Linked DNA regions of Mus musculus: all the other regions are linked to region 2. A link is a loop called in an ENCODE intact Hi-C map of the cell type or tissue named here. Cell type or tissue: heart. All regions are shown on one strand. Links, peaks and the distances in the headings refer to the core of each region. The heading gives the core; the rest is flanking DNA.

Region 1 (5,577 bases), core at 1,019-5,018, 1.1 Mb before region 2:
GTGGAGCTTCACAGATAGAAGGAAGCTGATGTAATGCTAGCTCTTTGATAATGTATGGAGAGTGCCGAGTCATGAGTCAGGTGATCCATGGGGTTGCCTGTATTAGTATAAGAGAAAGATGGTGGCCTGCTTTAAAGTATGTCTTGTGCTGGGAGATAAAACTGTTTAGTCAAGGTGATATTATCTAGTGAAAACATACAGGTTGTATGCCCCATAAAACTTGAAGTGGCGAAATTGCCCAGTGACATTCAGAATATCTCTGTGTCCATAGTGATGTGGTGACTATAATGGGCAATGAGAAATGGATGAGTTTGTGGAGATGGGAGTGACAGGTGAGGTGGAGCCATTTTTAGGCCTACTGCCTCTGAGGTTACTTAGATATCCTAATAGAGTCAGCTAGGAAGCAGTTAGCTGGGTAGATGGGAACTCCCAAGTGGGTGAGGATTGATAGAAACTCAGACATGGGGAGGCTGGGCAGGTTTCAAATGAATCTTGGGAATGCAGCAGAGGTCTGGTGCAGTAGTCAAAAGGAAGAAGACTATCTGACTAAAAAAGCCTCTTGACTGCTTCTTTGCCTGTATTTGATATGCCACTCTTTCTGATTCAGGCTGGCACCTTAATGGAAGCCTGCCTTAAATGGGGATTGAGTAAATAAATACAGGATCTCTGAATGCACAGACTGGCCTCTTGAGCGGCTAACTCTTTGTCGGGGGGAGAGAGTGTATTGATTTTCATTTGAGATGGGGTTTTACTATGGTGCCTCAGCTTGGCTAGCTTTGAACTAGTGTCACTTAGCTACCATATTAACCTTTGTTCTATTCTTAAACTTCTAAAAGTATATGAGATTGATGCTGATGCTTAGTGTATATTATCCAGCTTTAAGTTATCAATATTGGGGGGGGGGGTTGTTTCTGCTTTGAGATGGGGTTTTACTGCATAGTCCCTACTGATCTTGGGCTAGTGATCTTGCCTCAGCCTCCCTGCTGGGATTGCAGATGTGTATCCTCACACCTGGATTATGCAGTGAGTACTTAAAGCTTAAAGAGTACTTAAAGCTTAAAGAGTAGGTGCTAGCTACACTTCTGTGTTAACAGACAGTGCTTATTATCTCTGTCCCCAGAACCAGCGGGCTAAACCCATAACCTTGGTTTTTTTAAAGAATGCTATTATAGTAAAACAGTCTTCATTTAATTCCTTGGTGTCTAGTCTACCTAAGTTCTGTTTAAATGTTACTATCTCTAAAATGTCTTGTTTCAGTAAGGTCCAAATCCTGATTTTGGTTGCAGTTTCTTTTTAACAGATTTTTTAAAAAGATTTATTTAATGTATGTGAGTACACTGTCGCTGCCAGACCCACCTGAAAACGTCATCGGATCCCATTAGAGATGGTTGTGAGCCACTGTGTGGTTGCTGTGAATTGAACTCAGAACCGCTGGAAGAGCAGTCAGTGCTCTTAACTGTTGAGCCCTCTCTCTCCAGCCCCTTTTAACTCACTTGTTTTTGTTTTTGTGCAAGCATAGGACAGTGTTTTGGGAAGGAGTCGGGTTGAATGCAGGATGCCGGAATTGTAGGGCCATTTTGCTGGCCCCATAAAGTTTCTATCACTTTTATCTCATATTCTCTCCACTCTCTTCTGAAGTCAACTGGTTTGTTAAAGTAGTGCGGTAGTCATGCAGTTCCCATGTTAGGGGACCTTCATTGTAATCATTTCCTTTAAGGTGATTGAGTGGTTCAAGCAGGCTTGTCAACATGGATAGATGAACCTGTTTTAATTCAGGTTGGGCTTGAGTCCTAATTTCTGAGCTTTCCTTACCTTGTCTGTGGGGAGAACATGACAGTTGTGGCTTGGGGAACACTGTAGGGTGCATGATGCAGAAGTGACCCCTTCTCTCCTCTGGGGTCTTGCCTCTGGCCACTGCCCCGTGTACTTAAGTGACTCAGGCCTGCCTGGTTTTCTTCATTTCTGTGATGTCTCGCTTCTGTGCCTTGTTCTTGGGTACTGGAGAACGTTTGGGTAAACACCCTCATACTGAACTGAAGTCCTCTGTGCAGTGTGGTGAGGTGTTCTCTCATTTCCTGTGCTGATTCTGTACTTTAAATGAATGCTGAGTAGATGCTAGGAGCCAACCTTGTTCACAGATATGCCTCTTGTTCCTACAGATCTTCGTGGAGTTCACCTCTGTGTTTGACTGCCAGAAAGCCATGCAGGGTCTAACCGGTCGCAAGTTCGCCAACAGAGTGGTGGTCACAAAATACTGTGACCCTGATTCTTACCACCGTCGGGACTTCTGGTAGAGGTGGCTGGGGGAGGGTGGGGGCAGGGCTGGCTGGGGACTTTCCCCCCACCTGTCCCCTCCTCCTTTCCCCCCTCTTGAAGAAGATGGGCAGAGGAGTGACAGCCGAATGACAGCCGGCAGCAACTGGAATGGCAGCAATTAAGGGGGGTGGGGGGTGGGGGGCTAGGGCAGGAAGGGGACTGGGCAAGTGCACACAGGCCCACACAGACACATGCACCCACACAGACACAGAGGGAACGGGCTGGGATGGGGACTGTGTGCACAGCAGGGCGGGTAGGACCTCCACAGCCCCTTCCCAAACAGCCTCTTATCCCTTACACCCCTTTCCTCCTCTCTTCCCCCATGGTAGGAACATAGCGTGTTTATATTTTATGGCCAAACTATTTTGAATTTTGTTGTCTGGCCCTCAGTGCCCTGCCCTCTCCCTTTGCAGGACCACAGCTCCCGTCCTTTGGCTTCTGGTCCTTCCTGTTCTCCACCCTGGTTTCTTAAGTAGTTGGTTCTTCTCCTTAGTCTTCCTGACTCAACCCGTGGTCTCTGTCCCGCTCCCCCTCTCTGTGGCAGTTTCATATTTGCTAATACGAATTTGCTCATTAAACATTTTGTTGTATTTTACTTTATGGATCCTCATCTGTGTCCAGTGTGTCCGCCCGTCTCTTTCGGCCGAGGGTGTGGAGGGTGGCACCCAGGGAAGGAGGCAGGCCTGAGGGTCCCGCGAGGGTAGCCACAGTGGAGGCTTCAAGGCTTGGACCTTTACGCGTCTCCACTGCTGCGTAGATGCGGAAGTGACGCAAGGGCATAAGGACGCGCAGTCCCGTGCGCCGGAAATGGTGCCGGGGTGGGTTTGGTCGCGGAAGTGGAGGCTGCCGGGCGAAGTGCAGAGGGCGGGGCACGTGAGTTCATTTCCGCTTCCGGTCCGCTGCCACCTTCGGTTGCTTCCCGTCCGCTCGGCGGCTCCCCTCCCCCGCCCGGCTCTCTGCGCCCCTCCCGGGCGCCGGGGCGGCGGGGCCGTCGCTGTGCGGCCCTCCGTGCGTCTGTGCGTGCGCACGTGCGCACTTCTGCTTCCCGCAGCTCGGCGCGCGCCCCGCGACACCGAGGCCGAGCGGGGGCAGGGGGCTGACCGTCATGACCCCTGGAAGCCCGGTATAAGCGGGCCGAGGTGAGCGAGGGGCGCAATGCTGGCCTCCGTCGCGGCAAGTCCGGTGTTCCGGCCTGGGCCGTGGCGCGCGCGGGTCCAGCCAGCCTCGGAGCCGGTGTTCCAGCCGCTGATGGCTTGTGGCTGCTTTTGTACCGCTGTGCCCGGGTCGGGTTTGCCTGCCGGTGTGTGTCTTTTTTTGGGATTGTCAGTGTCCCCGTCTCGCGTGGCCCTGCTGTCTGTGTTGCTCTGCTTCTGTGTTTCTGTGTTTGTACAAAAGGGCTTGGAGATCCGAGTGCTGTTTGTGTCTTGGATTGCTCCGTGTTCCTGTCAGGATGCATGCAATGCTTGTATTTTCTGGGTTTCTGTGTCTTCATTTCCCCAGACTGGTCTCCCTCTTGGTGCATTATTTCTCTCCGGGTCATTGCTGTCGTCCCCAGGCCCAAAATTCCTTTCTAGGAACCCACTGCTTTTGCTTAGGATGTGCTTCCCAGGTTTCTGAGTCTCTGGTGTTCTGACAAGAGCTCTGGCTGTGGATTCCAAAGCCCCCGCTGCTTGCCTTGGTCTTCAGTTTTCCTAGTCTTCTAAACGGAAGCATTCATAATTCCTGCACCACAGGGTCTCTGCGCATTGGAGTGGTCCTGGTAAAGTGCCTTACAGTGTCTGGCCTGGAGTTAAGCATGTGATTATTAGTAGCTCTAGTTACTAGAGATTTTGTCTCGCTTAGTATTTGATACCAGGTTTTTGAGTCCCCCTTGGGGACTCACTATATTGTTTGTACTGTTTAATAAGAAATTCTAAATTAACTGTGGAAAATGGCCCCATTTTCAGCAGCATTTGTGAGATTTAGTATGTTTTTTTTGAACATGCTTGAAGTAGGTAGTTGGTGTTAGGATAGTGCGTCTTTAGATGCCACCCTTTTGGAAATGTTTTTTCTGATAATAATAGCAGCCAGGAGTACCGAGCGCCTACTATCTGTGGGGCACAGAACCAAGTTCTTTATGTACCCGTCTTATTTAATCAGCAAGCTTGCCGGGCAGCACCCCTCCCTTTGTTACACAGTTAGGTGAACTGAGTCACAGGGTTGTTTTGCTGGTTGCTTATGTGGCCGGGATTTGAGTGCAAATTTTGTGTTCTTTTAAGTTATATCTCTTCCCACCCCCCCCCAGCCCTGGGTGTCATGTGTGTGTTTTGTTTCAGGGTCCCTGTCTTTCTGTCCTCCCTGTCCTCCTGCCTCGCTGTATTGCTTTCTTTTTGCCCGAGTTTTGGTGTGTCTCTTCTCTTCTCTTCTCTTCTCTTCTCTTCTCTTCTCTTCTCTTCTCTTCTCTCTCTCCCCCCCTCCCTCTTTCTCTCCCTTTCTCCCTCCCTTTCTCTCCCCTCCCCCAGTCTCCTTATGTTTGTCATATGTTTGTCTTCTGGTGTCTGTCCAGGCCTGACTTGGGACCCAGCTGCTTTTTTTTTTTTTTTTTCTTTGCCTAGTTATGCCTGTTTGCAGGTGCTCCATTTTCTGGCCTGAATTCAAGGTAAAGAGCAGCCTTTCCTATTCTCCTATGTCTTCCTTCAGGTTGGATCATGGTAGGGCTCAGTAAATCTCCCTCCATGGCTTGTTGGAGAGGCACAGACTGGTGATCGGAGTCTACTCTGGACCCAGGCTGCTCCAGTTGTGAGGTGTGTGTCCCTGGGCAAGGTGCTAATGTGCCCTTGTTCCCTCCTGTGTAAAGTGGCTGTGAGTCATGGATTTGTAAGGATTGAGTTGATAGCGCAAAGGACTTAATGGGTGCCTAGAAGGATGTAAAGGTTGTGGAAGTGCTTGTTAATATTCCCCTCATTTGCTTGATTTCTGCCCTTGATGCTTTCTGACAGCTGGTCACAGCACAGGTTAGTTTATTTAGGTTAATTTAAAAGCATGAGTTTAATGGCACACACCTTTAACTCCGTACTTGGGAGGGGAGGGACACATGGATTTAGCTCTTCAAGTTCCAGGACAGTCAAGGCCATGTAGAGAGATGTTGTGTCACCCCCTCCCCCCAACCCACAAAAAAATGAGTTTATACAGGTAATATGGGTTTGATTGTTGAGTCTGCTTTTGCATTTATGATATGACCTTGACCAAGTTATTAAACTTCCATGAGGCCATTGTCTACAT
Region 2 (5,577 bases), core at 554-4,553:
CCCAGAAGACGGCACTGGATCCCATTACAGATGGTTGGGAGCCACCATGTGGTTACTGGGAATTGAACTCAGGACCTCTGGAAGAATAGTCAGTGTTCTTAACTGCTGAGCCATCTCTTCAGCCCACTTTCAACCTCTAAGCCATTTATCCAACCCCATCCTTAAACCTATATGAAAATATCTTTATTAAAACCCTACTCTGAAGCCGGGCGTGGTGGCACACGCCTTTAATCCCAGCACTCGGGAGGCAGAGGCAGGCAGTTTTCTGAGTTCGAGGCCAGCCTGGTCTACAAAGTGAGTTCCAGGACAGCCGGAGCTATACAGAGAAACCCTGTCTCGAAAAACCAAAAAAAAAAAAAAAAAACCCTACTCTGGAGAGGTGGGGAGAATGTGAATCTATGCAGGTGGTCACTCCATTACAGCAGTGAAGGAGTGGGAGGAGAGCTGCTGGGCTGCTGGCCTGTGTGAACTTTGTACCCAGCCTACAGGCACCTGGCCAAGTGGGGAGTATAGGCTGGAAGCTTCCTCCTAGTCTATTTGCTCTGTCCCCTTGCCCTGGCCCAGGCTGCAGCTTCTGAGGATTGTTTGTTTCTGCTGATGTGAACAAAGACACTGCATTTGGAACAGGAACTTGGATCTGAGAGAGTCAGACATGTGGGTGACCGTACAGGAGAAACTCAAAGTGTATATTGGACGGTTTTAAACAAGAGATAAAATCCCTCCTGTGTCTAAAGGAACCCTCTCATGCATGGAGAAGCAAAATGGTCCATATTCATACAACCGAATCTTATTTAGTTCTGTTCTTTGCAGTGCTAGGGATGAACTCAGGGCCTTAAAACATGTTAAGCAAACTTTTTAATACTAAGCCATGTCCCAGACTTTGTTGCTGTTTTCTTTTTTGTTTGTTTGTTTGCTTGTTTGTTTTAAGTTCAGTGGCTGGAGATATGGTTCAGTAGTGAAGAGTGCTTGTACAACACCCCCATACACATAAAATAATTTTTTTTTGAGACAGGTTTCTCTGTGCAGTCCTGGCTGTCCTGGAACTCACTCTGTAGACCAGGCTGGCCTCGAACTCAGAAATCCACCTGCCTCTGGCTCCCAAGTGCTGGGATTAAAGGCGTGCACCACCATGCCCTGCTTGATAAATTAATTTTTAAATAATATATATGTACACACACACACACACACACACGTAAGTCAGTTATTTTCTTCTGCCATATGGTTGCCAGCATCAAAGCTTGCCCCGCCTGGCAGCAAGCACTTTTACTTAGCTGAGCCATCTCAGGTTTTTGAGAAAGAGTCTCATGTAGCCCAAGCTGGCTTCAAACTCACTGTATAGTGGAGGGGAAGACCTCAACCTCCTGATCTTCCTGTGTCCACCTCCCACGTGCTGAGATTACAATTTTCAGTTTTACAAAGGAAGGAAATTGGGCCACTGAGATCGCTCAGTGAGTAAAGGCACCCGCAGCCAAGCCTGGTATCCTGCTTTCAATCCCGTCTCTGCCTGGGGAAAGAGAACCAACTCCTGAAAGCAGCCCTCTGTCCTCCACGTAACAAACTGTGACACGCATACACACTCATACCCCCCCCCACACACTGTCCTCCACGTAACAAACTGTGACACACATACACACTCATACCCCCCCCACACACACACTGTCCTCCACGTAACAAACTGTGACACGCATACACACTCATACCCCCCCCCACACACACACTGTCCTCCATGTAACAAACTGTGACACGCATACACACTCATACCCCCCCCACACACACACACACTAAATCACAATAAATATGTAGTAAAAAAAAAAAAAGCCAATATAGATAAACGTGAAAATAAAGCTGGGCATGGTAGTTCACACTTCAAATTCTGGCATTCTGGAGGCGGAGGCAGAGGATCATCCTTAGCCAGACAGTGAGTTGGAGACTAATCTGGGCTACAAGAGACTCCGTCTTAAAAAAGTTTTAAATCATATACGAAAAGAATCCAACTAGTATGTGAAAAGCACCACTAGGAAAAGAATGTGGTATTGCAGGCTCGCTCTTCAAATAGCAAAGCAGCTTGTGTGGTTAGCACACTTACCAAGATGAGGGACAGAGAGGGCAGAGAGGTGGGACAGGATTAAGTTTAGCTGTTGTGGGGATAGATCCGTCTCTAAGCTGTAAACTAGTGAGTAAATAGAAACTAGGGCAATGGTATTGTCCATCCACGAATTTGGTAAGGACAATAACAACTCTGCTTCACATGATTTCCTTTGTGTGCCAATGTCACCTTTTTTCGAAGTCCAGTGAGGAGGGGAGAGTCTCTGTCTGCCCCACTAGCTTGTAAGAGCCATCTATCACGTAAACAGAAAGTCTCATAACCTTCTTGCGCTCCTGCGAGTACGTGTGTATGTGGTGCGTTGGGGTAGTAGGTAGGGGTAGGGCTGGAAAGATGACAAAGAGGTTAACAACGAAGCACAAGCTATTCTAGACGTCCTTCTAGCACCTACATGTGGCTCACAACCGTCTGTAATACAGGTCTAAGGGAATCCCACGCCGCTTTCTGGCCTCCGTGGGTACTGCGAGCACATGGTGCACCGACTCAGCGAAACACCCATACATATTACAAAGAGCAAACTCAAAACCTTCTTGCCTTTTCTGAGGTAGGGAAACTGAGGCTTCAGTGTCCGTAGGGGGCTACACAAGCGCCGTTTGACACGTAATATTTTCCTTCCTATTCACAAGACGGGAAACTGAGGCTAGAGAGTGGACTGACAGTATGGGACGAGCGAACTAATTCTCAGAGGTCAGGTTTCGTTGACCAGCCTCAACCTTCCTTTAACCTAGTACTGGAGCGGGAGGGCGATACTGCAACTGTTGTCAAGGAGACGGATCTCCCACTGCTGATCTGAGGAGAACTCTGGCATAGCCTCCACGACCTCCTCTATAGGCGCTTAAAGGTCCTGGAGGCGGGTCTCCCAAGTGTGCTGCCTCCCCCGGTTTCCACGACAACGAAACCACAGATTCCTCTTATCCCTCCCCGACCCGTCCGCGTTTGCCAGAAGTCAGCCGGCGGGGTGTCTTGTGAGGGATGGTAGAGGAAGGAAATCCACGTGAAATCTGGGAAATGTAGTCCAAAATCAGAAGCGCTCTGTTTGCGCCTGTGTGAGCCAATAGGAATCGGGTTTTCTTCTTTACACTTTAAGAAATGTAGTTTTCTGGCTAGCTCGGGACGCACGAGCGTACAGGACTCATCACAGTAGGGCTAATGGAAAGCCGCTTTGTCGCGATGTTTCTTGGGAGATGTAGTTTCCAGCTGGGAGAGGTGGGAAGTGTTGGGTAGAATTAGCGATTCCTAGTGTAGAGAGTGAGGGGACGTGGGGGCGGGGAAGTACGGGTGAATTTGGCGCAAAGCCTGCTGGGGCATGGAGTCCCGATGAGCTTTGTGCGCATGTGCGGGAAGGTGAGGTTGTTTGGGGGGCCTCGCCCAGGAGAGTGAGGTGAGCTAGAGGGAAAAGGAAGGGCTGGGGAGTCCGGTGTACGGGGAACGGGCGGACCACGGGGAGGGGTACCCAGGTCTGGAGGAGGGAGAGGAAGGGAGGGATGGGCGGCTTGGGGGAGGGGGATGATAGGAGGCTGGAGGTGGGGTTCTGGGGGCGGGCCGGGGAGCGGGAGGAACGCGAGATGCAGACGCGGGAGAGTTGGAGGCCTGGGGAGGCTGGGCAGCGGGAGGGGGCTGGGATGTTCGAGGGGGAGCCCTGGGATGGTTGGAAACTGAGAGTGGAGTGGAAGTTGGACCCCACTGAGAAATCCTGGGGCGCCGGGACCTCTAACCTCTTCGAAAAGGATTGCGGGAAGGGGTCTATCCAGGGGCACCGTGCCATAGCAGCGTAGACCGGTGCAGGTGGCTAGTCCTGTGTGCTGGTCACACGTTCACACGCACTTCTGTCGAGTTGAGGTTCTGGAGGATAAGTATTTCTTCATTACAAGCGTATCCGCCTCATTAGCTTGTCGCGAGAGGCGAAATTCATTAATGTGCAGAAGGGGCTTGGAGACAGGTTTTAACAGGATAAGAGGGACTTAAATCTCTCGGTTCTGATCCTCCTGGCTCAGCCTCTCACGTGCTCAGATTACAAGCGTTGGCCTAGTTTTTTTGTTTTGTTCAGGGTTTTTGTTGTTGTTGATGATGGTGTTTTGGGTATGGTCTCCTGTAGCCCAGGCTGGCCTTAATCACACTCGAGAGCCATGCCAAGCTTTAAACCGGTGAAAGTAATTGAATTTAAAAACAAACAAACAAAAATACTCATCTTAACTTTTTTTTTTTTTTTTTTTGGTTTTTCAAGACAGAGTTTCTCTGTATAACCCTGGCTGTCCTGGAACTCACTCTGTAGACCAGGCTGGCCTTGAACTCAAATCCGCCTGCCTCTGCCTCCCAAGAGCAGGGCTTAAAGGCATGAGCCACCACTGCCAGTCTTCACTCCTTTTTATATGCTATTTTAACACCTATTCCAATTTACAATTTAGTCTTGGGCGCTTGTTTCACAGTGGCTTTACGTAAATGACTCACAAGGAGTTGGAGGGTTAATGTGTGTTGATAGTAAATGCAATAGGTGGGGTTTGTTTATTGCCAGGTGGTGTTCTGGGTACTTTTTTTTTCTTTTAATGATTTATTTTTATTTTAACGTGCATCCATATTTTGCCTGCATATGTGTTTACTGCATCCTCTGATTCTAGAGTTTCAGTTGTGAGCTGCCATGTGGGTGCTGGGCATTGAACCCAGGTCCTCTGGAAAAGCAGCAACCAGTACTCTTAACTGCTGAGCCACCTCTCCAGCCATGCTCTGGGGTACTTTTTTGCTCTTTATTTTACTTGACTTTCCAACCTCGATTATTGCTCCCATTTTACAGCCAAGGAGATGGAGATTAGTCTTTGAAAGGAGCAGTTGTTCTTTGACCGAGGACACATTGCTGGTACGCAGCTGGAATCGGTTCCAATTCCGAAGCCCTTGTCCTCTGAGTAAATATTTGGTGAGTTGTGCAGCTCAGGGCACAGAGTGCCCAGTGCAGATTCCTGGCCTTTTGAAGGACCATTGATGGATTCAGAGAGAATGAACATCAGGGTCGAAGTGTAGGAGAGAGAGGTAGAAGAAGGGGACACTGAAAGTTACGCATTTAATAGAATAAAAGTAAAACGAAAACAAACCAAAAACAGATGCTGGGGAGATGGCTCAATGGGCTAAAGTACAAGCTGAGGACAATCAGAACTGGGTAAAGGTTGAGCAGCACAAGGGCACCTCAGTGTGTGTTCACTGGCTTCTCATCGCAGATGAAAAGGCAGGCTTTAGGTTCCATAAGAGACTTTTAAAAAGGAAGGTAAAGGGGCTGGAGGGATGGCTCAGCGGTTAAGAGCACTGGCTGCTCTTCCAGAGGTGCTGAGTTCAATTCCCAACAACCACATGGTGGCTCACAACCATCTGTAATGGGATCTGATGCCCTCTTCTGGTGCATCTGAAGACAGCAACAGTGTACTCATATACATAAAATAAATAAATAAATCTTTTAAAAAAAAAAAAAAAGGAAGGAAGATAAAGAA
Region 3 (5,577 bases), core at 545-4,544, 210 kb after region 2:
TATACACCTTGTTGTTCACTCAAGAATTCATACTGGAGAAGAGCCCTATGAATGTAACGAATGTGGGAAGACCTTTAGGGAGAGTTCCCAGCTGACTATTCATCAGAGAAACCACACGGGAGAAAAACCTTTTGAATGTAAGCAGTGTGGTAAATTTTTCAATAGAAGTGCCTATCTTGCCAGACATCAGAAAATCCATACAGGAGAGAAACCTTATGAGTGTAATGAATGCGGCAAAACCTTCACACATGCTGCCTATCTTATAAGACACAAGAGGGTCCATACTGGAGAGAAGCCTTACAAATGTGCGGAATGTGGAAAGGCATTTGGTGATGGCTCCTCCCGTGCTCAGCATCAGAGACTTCACACTGGTCAGAGGCCCTATGTATGTGAGAAATGTGGAAGGGCCTTCAGAAGAAAGTCATCCCTTAATTGCCACCAAAGGTATCACACTGGAAAGAAACTGTAAAAATGTGTCCCCCATGGCAAACCCTTTAGCCGCCTACGAACCTGTAGCGTTCATCAGAGAATTTAGCTTTCAACCAGATTGTTCACTGTACTCTACATGGAAGATCTCACACAGGTCAAAGAGCTCTTAGGAATGTAAGGGATGGGGAGAAATCTTCAGTAAATGTTCCTAAACCACCCATCATTGGTGAGTTCTTGATGCAGTCATCTCAGGCATCCCTCCCTGTCCTCAGGTCCTGTGCATATACCTGCTAAGTATTTCCATTTAGGTTTGGCCCCTTAGCCTCCTGATCCAAAACACAATTGTTTTGCTTGGACTTTTTCAAATGTCTGTAATCCATCTTGTTTCCTTCAAGTTTATTACTCATTTATTTTACAGTCAGAAAATTTCTTTTTAAAAATATACATGTTATTTATGTAACTCTTCTAATACTCATTGTAAAATGTTTATTTAATGCACATAAAATGTTTAGCCACATGATTGACTGTATTAAGTTTGGATGGAGAACATCCCTTCAATGATTAGGAGACACATCAGCACAGAACACAGAGAGGCCACACACAGAGGCAAAGGAACATGAGGGGGTATCCCTGAGCCAATGCTTTATTGGGCCCAGGGTTACAGATTTCCTTTGTTGAGTCGCAACAAGCAGGCATGAGTTCTGGGAGGTCATCTCAGGTGTAGAAAGTGATCATTGCGACATATGTGCCCAGTCCATCTTCAGCAGTGCATTTAAAGGGAGCAGTGAAGGCAGGCAGCCCCCTTTGACGGGTTCTTGTTCTTGGCACCAGCTTGAGCCACTTGTGGATGGTGTGATACTAGGAAGTGTCAAAGGTGACTGACCTACACCTCCAGCCTGGGAAAGTTAAAACTTCAATGAAATAGATACCAAGAGAACATAAAATGAAAGGACTTCAATACACTGACCCATAGGGGTGCTTAGAAAATGTGTTAGACCAGAAAAATTATTTCTAAACCATGGCCTCTCAAATTTGGAACTTAGGTGATGACAACAATTTAGAAACTGAAAGTGTCTTCAGGTGGAACAATTAGTATGTGTAGTGTATTTAAGATGGAAGCTTTCTAATGATCCTAAAGGTTATGTTTTCTTATTGGTAAAGAAATTAAATCTGGTCTGGTACGTAGAATCTGTTTTAGGAAGTGCCTAGAAGTTAAAGACTGGAACAAAGAATTAGAATTTATTTGGGAAAAAATACACATGTGTATATATAGTCTAGGTCACAAAAGAAACATTCTTATATTTACTAACAAGCCCCCAGCAGGCCAGTCTAGCCGAAACAGGGAGCCCCAGGCTTACCATGAGATCCTATCTCAAAATGTAAGGTGGAGGGCGACAGACTCCCAACACCGACTAATGGTCTCCACACACACGCACATGGGCAATCAAGCCTACAAATGCATATATACAAATAAATAAATAAAAGTAAAATTTGAAAGGGTGATTGTGGCTGTGTTTGGAGGCACACACATCTCATTTCAGCACTCTGGAGGTAGAGACAGATGGGTCTCTGAGTTAGAGATCAGCCAGGTTTACAGAGTTCTAGGGCAGTCAGGGCTACATAGCGAGGCCTTGGATAAAAACAAACTGAAAGATCACATGCAAGATGAGTACACACTGCAGAAATAGGAAAACAGGGGACACAAACTTCCATTCTCGTTGTTCCAGAGGACTCTGGGTGGTTTTTGTAAAGTCCATCTCATGGTAGGTTCTGTTGGACTGTATGCCTGCCTTTCCTTGTTTATCCTAAGTTCATTCTCTTCCTCTACCCCCCACCCAATTTGTTATCAAATTGCCAGGGCTGGCGAGATGGCTCAGTGGTTAAGAGCGCTTGCTGGTTTTGCAGAGGACTTGGATTTGGGTCCCAGCACCCATATAGCAGCTCACAACTGTCTGTAACCCAACTTCCAGGGGATGCTCTTTTCTGGGCTCCACAAGAACTGTAGGCACGCAATGCACACAATACATGAAGACAAAACACTCATCCACATAAAATAAAAGCAAGTCTTTCAGGGGCTGGAGAGATGGCTCAGATGTTAAGAGCAGTCTGCTCTTCCCAAAATCCTGAGTTCAATTCCCAGCAACCATATGGTGGCTCACAACCATTTATCCTGGGATCTGATGCCCTCTTCTGGAAAGCGGATGTACATACAGATAGAGCATCATTTACATAAAATAATAAACCAACCTTTCAAAAAATCTTTGTGGTGACAATGCTGCAATATTGTTTTTGCTTAAGAATTTTTTAGTATAAAATTTCCTTCTGGTTATATGAGGTGTTTGTGAAGCATAAATGGTTTTATATTTAGATGTTGGTTTCTTTTCTAAAATATTTCATTACGGTATGCACATATTTACCACTCAGAAAAAAAAATAACACTTTTGTTCTCAAACATTTTATATAAAGAATATTCTGCTTGCTCAGCGGTAGTGACACACACTTTTAAAACCAGCCCTTCCAGAGGCAGAGGCAGGCAGATCTCCGAGTTCGAGGCCAGCCTGGTCTACAGAGTGAGTTCCAGAACATCCAGAGCCACACAACACTCTCTCAGATGATAACTGAATGACAAAAATAGGCAGCTCACAGTCCTAAATGGGACATTCTTGTATACCTTCTCAAGGGTCTGGGAACATCGTATTAGACGAAGGAGAAAGAATGTAAGAGTCTGAGAATGGCAAGGAGTGCTGTGGAATGGTTTTGGGCATGTTGTGCTCATGAACTCATAGAAACTGATTACCAGCACAAGATTGCTGGTAATTACCAGCGCCGATCAATATTATAGCCATTGATAGAGGAAGGGCGTACCCCTCCACACCTAGCTGAGGAGCTATAAGCAAATGATGGCAGCTGAGAGAGTGGGAGTCATTTTTCTTTGGGGATGTGGCCTCTGGTAGATTGTTCATGTCACACTCCACTGGTATACTGGTAGGCGGCACTAACAGGGCTATATTTAAAAAAAAAGTGTGGTGGGGTGGCAAAAGGAATGTGGAAGTATTGGGGATGGTTGGGAGAGGAGATGTGTTGGATATGATCAAGATACAGTATATATACATGTATGAAACCGACAAAGAATAAACTGCGCTCCCCTCACCTCACCCCGCTTCCCCGTTTCTCTGTGTAGCCCTGACTGTCCTGGAACTCGCTCTGCAGATCAGGTTGGTCTCGAATTCTGAGATCCGGCTGTCTCTTACTCCCGGGCACTGCGATTAAAGGCAAGAGTGAACATATTAAAGAGGCACCGCAGAAGAAAACCTGGGGAAACCTGCAGACCTAAAACTTGGTAGTACATACAGAGGGGCATTTTGAACACTAGGCACTAAAGTCGAGGTGGTCTAGTGGAGAGGTGAAGATTGCAATGGCAGCAACTGAATCCCAAACTGAAAAGTACATGCAACCAGAACCACTGTGGACTTGCCAAAAGCCCGCATTGCCCCAGCCCAATTCACAGCATCCTCCAACTCCCCTTCCTCCAAACAACCTCAAATCGCGCGCCACTAGCCCTGCCGCTGCACTCGTACGCTCCAATTGTCACCAGGACTCCCAGAAGCCTCTGAGGAACTGTTTTGAATTTCGCGGGACTCGTGTTTCCGGCAGGGTCCCGCGGTTCTCCCACAGGGTCTTGTAAAAACCAGCTGGGCTCTAAAGGATTTCTCCGCTGGGGACTACACTTCCCAGGGGGCCTTGTGCTCAAGCAAAGTCCACTTCCGGTGCGTTCCGGAGGAACTGCCTGAGGGTCCGATCTTTTAGGGCGGGGTTGGGCAGGGCGAGGGCGTGGCTGGCGAGGGCGTGGCGGGCGTGGGTGTTGCCGGGGGTGTGTCCCTGAGCAGCGGCCTTGAAGGGTGTCTGCAGCCTGGCTAGGAGAGCGTGCGCCCCTCGCGTGACATGCAGGGAATGGCGAGTGTAGTGTCATGCGAACCCTGGGCCCTCCTGGGGCGTGGCGCCCTCTGCACAAAGGCCAGGCCTGGTGGAGGTCCGGCGGCGGGGACTGTAGTTGCTCCTGGGAGCCCCGACCGGGGAAGGCCGCGCTCCAGGAACAGCCTGGCCTCCCAGGATCAGCAAGGAGCAGTGACCTCGGGGACCGCGCACAAAGGTGAGTGTCATGTTTCTGGGCTGAGTGGACAAAGATGAATCTATTCTGGGTGTGAAGGAAGGGTAAGGTCCGATGGTTCTCGAGGCCTTGGTGCTGGAGATGGTGTCTCTGGGCGCGTGATTGTGATGGTTAAATAACCAATCCTCGAAAGCTCAACTTGAGGCAGAGAAGTCAGGCAGAGGTGCTGGAGGGACGTTGACAACTACAGGGTCAACTTAGTTTAGACTTGTATCCATGTCAATGCTTCAAGAAATGAAACTCCCAGTGCGACAAGAGATGGCTTAGCCATTGTACTTGTTCCTCTTGCAGAGGTTCCTAGCACCCACATAGTGAGTCACAACCATCCCTAACTCCTATTGCAGGGGATAGAACATTCTCCTCTGAACTTTGTGGGCATCAGGCACACACACGTGGTGCACATATATTCATGCAAGTAAGACGAGAAAAGAGACAACCTGATTCCACATCCTACCCTGTCCTTACTCCCGCACAGGGTAATAAGGGTTTGGCATCTCTGCTCATGCACGGTGTAGTCTCGTGTAGATTTGGTGTCTAGTCCTTCCTTTCCTCCAGCTCTGTTTTCCAGAGATACCAACTTCCTCCAGGAGATAAACCGCAAACAGGAAGCTGCCCCTACAGGGACTAGACATAAAGCCAAGTCGCAGGTGAGTCACATTTCCTCTTTGCTTCCTGAAACAGTCTTGCCTTTTCAATACTTAATGGTGTTTATTTTCTGTGAAAAGTTTTCAGTTTAAGAGACCTGTCCTGGGTGCTGTTTCTTCCTACTCCGGTGAGTGATGGGCTACAGGGCTAGCTTCAAACTGATTCTCTTTCCTTTTCATCCCAACTGTTCCTTCTTGGTTGAAGAAATGATTCATCCCTTTCATTGTCCCATTTATCTCAGAAGGGTTTTTTTGTTTGTTTGTCTTTTGTTTTGGATAAGGTCTATCTACATAGCTCTGGCTGCCCTGCAACTCACTATGTACACTATATAGACT

The links. A loop is a pair of places that touch in the nucleus more often than their neighbours do. Peaks named below come from ENCODE experiments on the same cell type or tissue, not always from the same donor. Only the 100,000 strongest peaks of a DNase experiment are listed, where the experiment ranks them.
Region 1: a loop joins it to region 2, with 4 times the contacts of the local background. A loop is called at or near these places in 7 of 42 quality-filtered maps.
Region 3: a loop joins it to region 2, with 1.8 times the contacts of the local background. A loop is called at or near these places in 2 of 42 quality-filtered maps.

What each region holds. Positions count from the first base shown.
Region 1 is chr7:5,077,023-5,082,599 of GRCm38, forward strand. It overlaps U2af2 (U2 small nuclear ribonucleoprotein auxiliary factor (U2AF) 2), which reads left to right. Exons shown (of 12, transcript NM_133671.3): 12 at 2,160-2,923. The coding sequence ends at 2,294. It overlaps Epn1 (epsin 1), which reads left to right and starts at 3,213. Exons shown (of 12, transcript NM_010147.4): 1 at 3,213-3,455; 2 at 4,996-5,099. In heart, for the core only: no CTCF peak of the experiment used is centred there; a DNase peak (open chromatin) is centred at 3,129; H3K4me3 peaks cover 2,037 bases; H3K27ac peaks cover 1,327 bases.
Region 2 is chr7:6,169,090-6,174,666 of GRCm38, forward strand. Zfp444 (zinc finger protein 444) reads left to right here and starts at 3,424. Exons shown (of 4, transcript NM_028316.3): 1 at 3,424-3,485. In heart, for the core only: a CTCF peak has its summit at 2,558; DNase peaks (open chromatin) are centred at 2,552 and 3,232; H3K4me3 peaks cover 2,558 bases; H3K27ac peaks cover 2,301 bases.
Region 3 is chr7:6,379,023-6,384,599 of GRCm38, forward strand. It overlaps Zfp78 (zinc finger protein 78), which reads left to right. Exons shown (of 5, transcript NM_001025163.1): 5 at 1-3,583. The coding sequence ends at 469. Zfp28 (zinc finger protein 28) reads left to right here and starts at 4,296. Exons shown (of 7, transcript NM_175247.3): 1 at 4,296-4,579; 2 at 5,153-5,244. The coding sequence starts at 4,372. In heart, for the core only: CTCF peaks have their summits at 2,602 (motif pointing left) and 4,375; a DNase peak (open chromatin) is centred at 4,249; H3K4me3 peaks cover 1,363 bases; H3K27ac peaks cover 982 bases.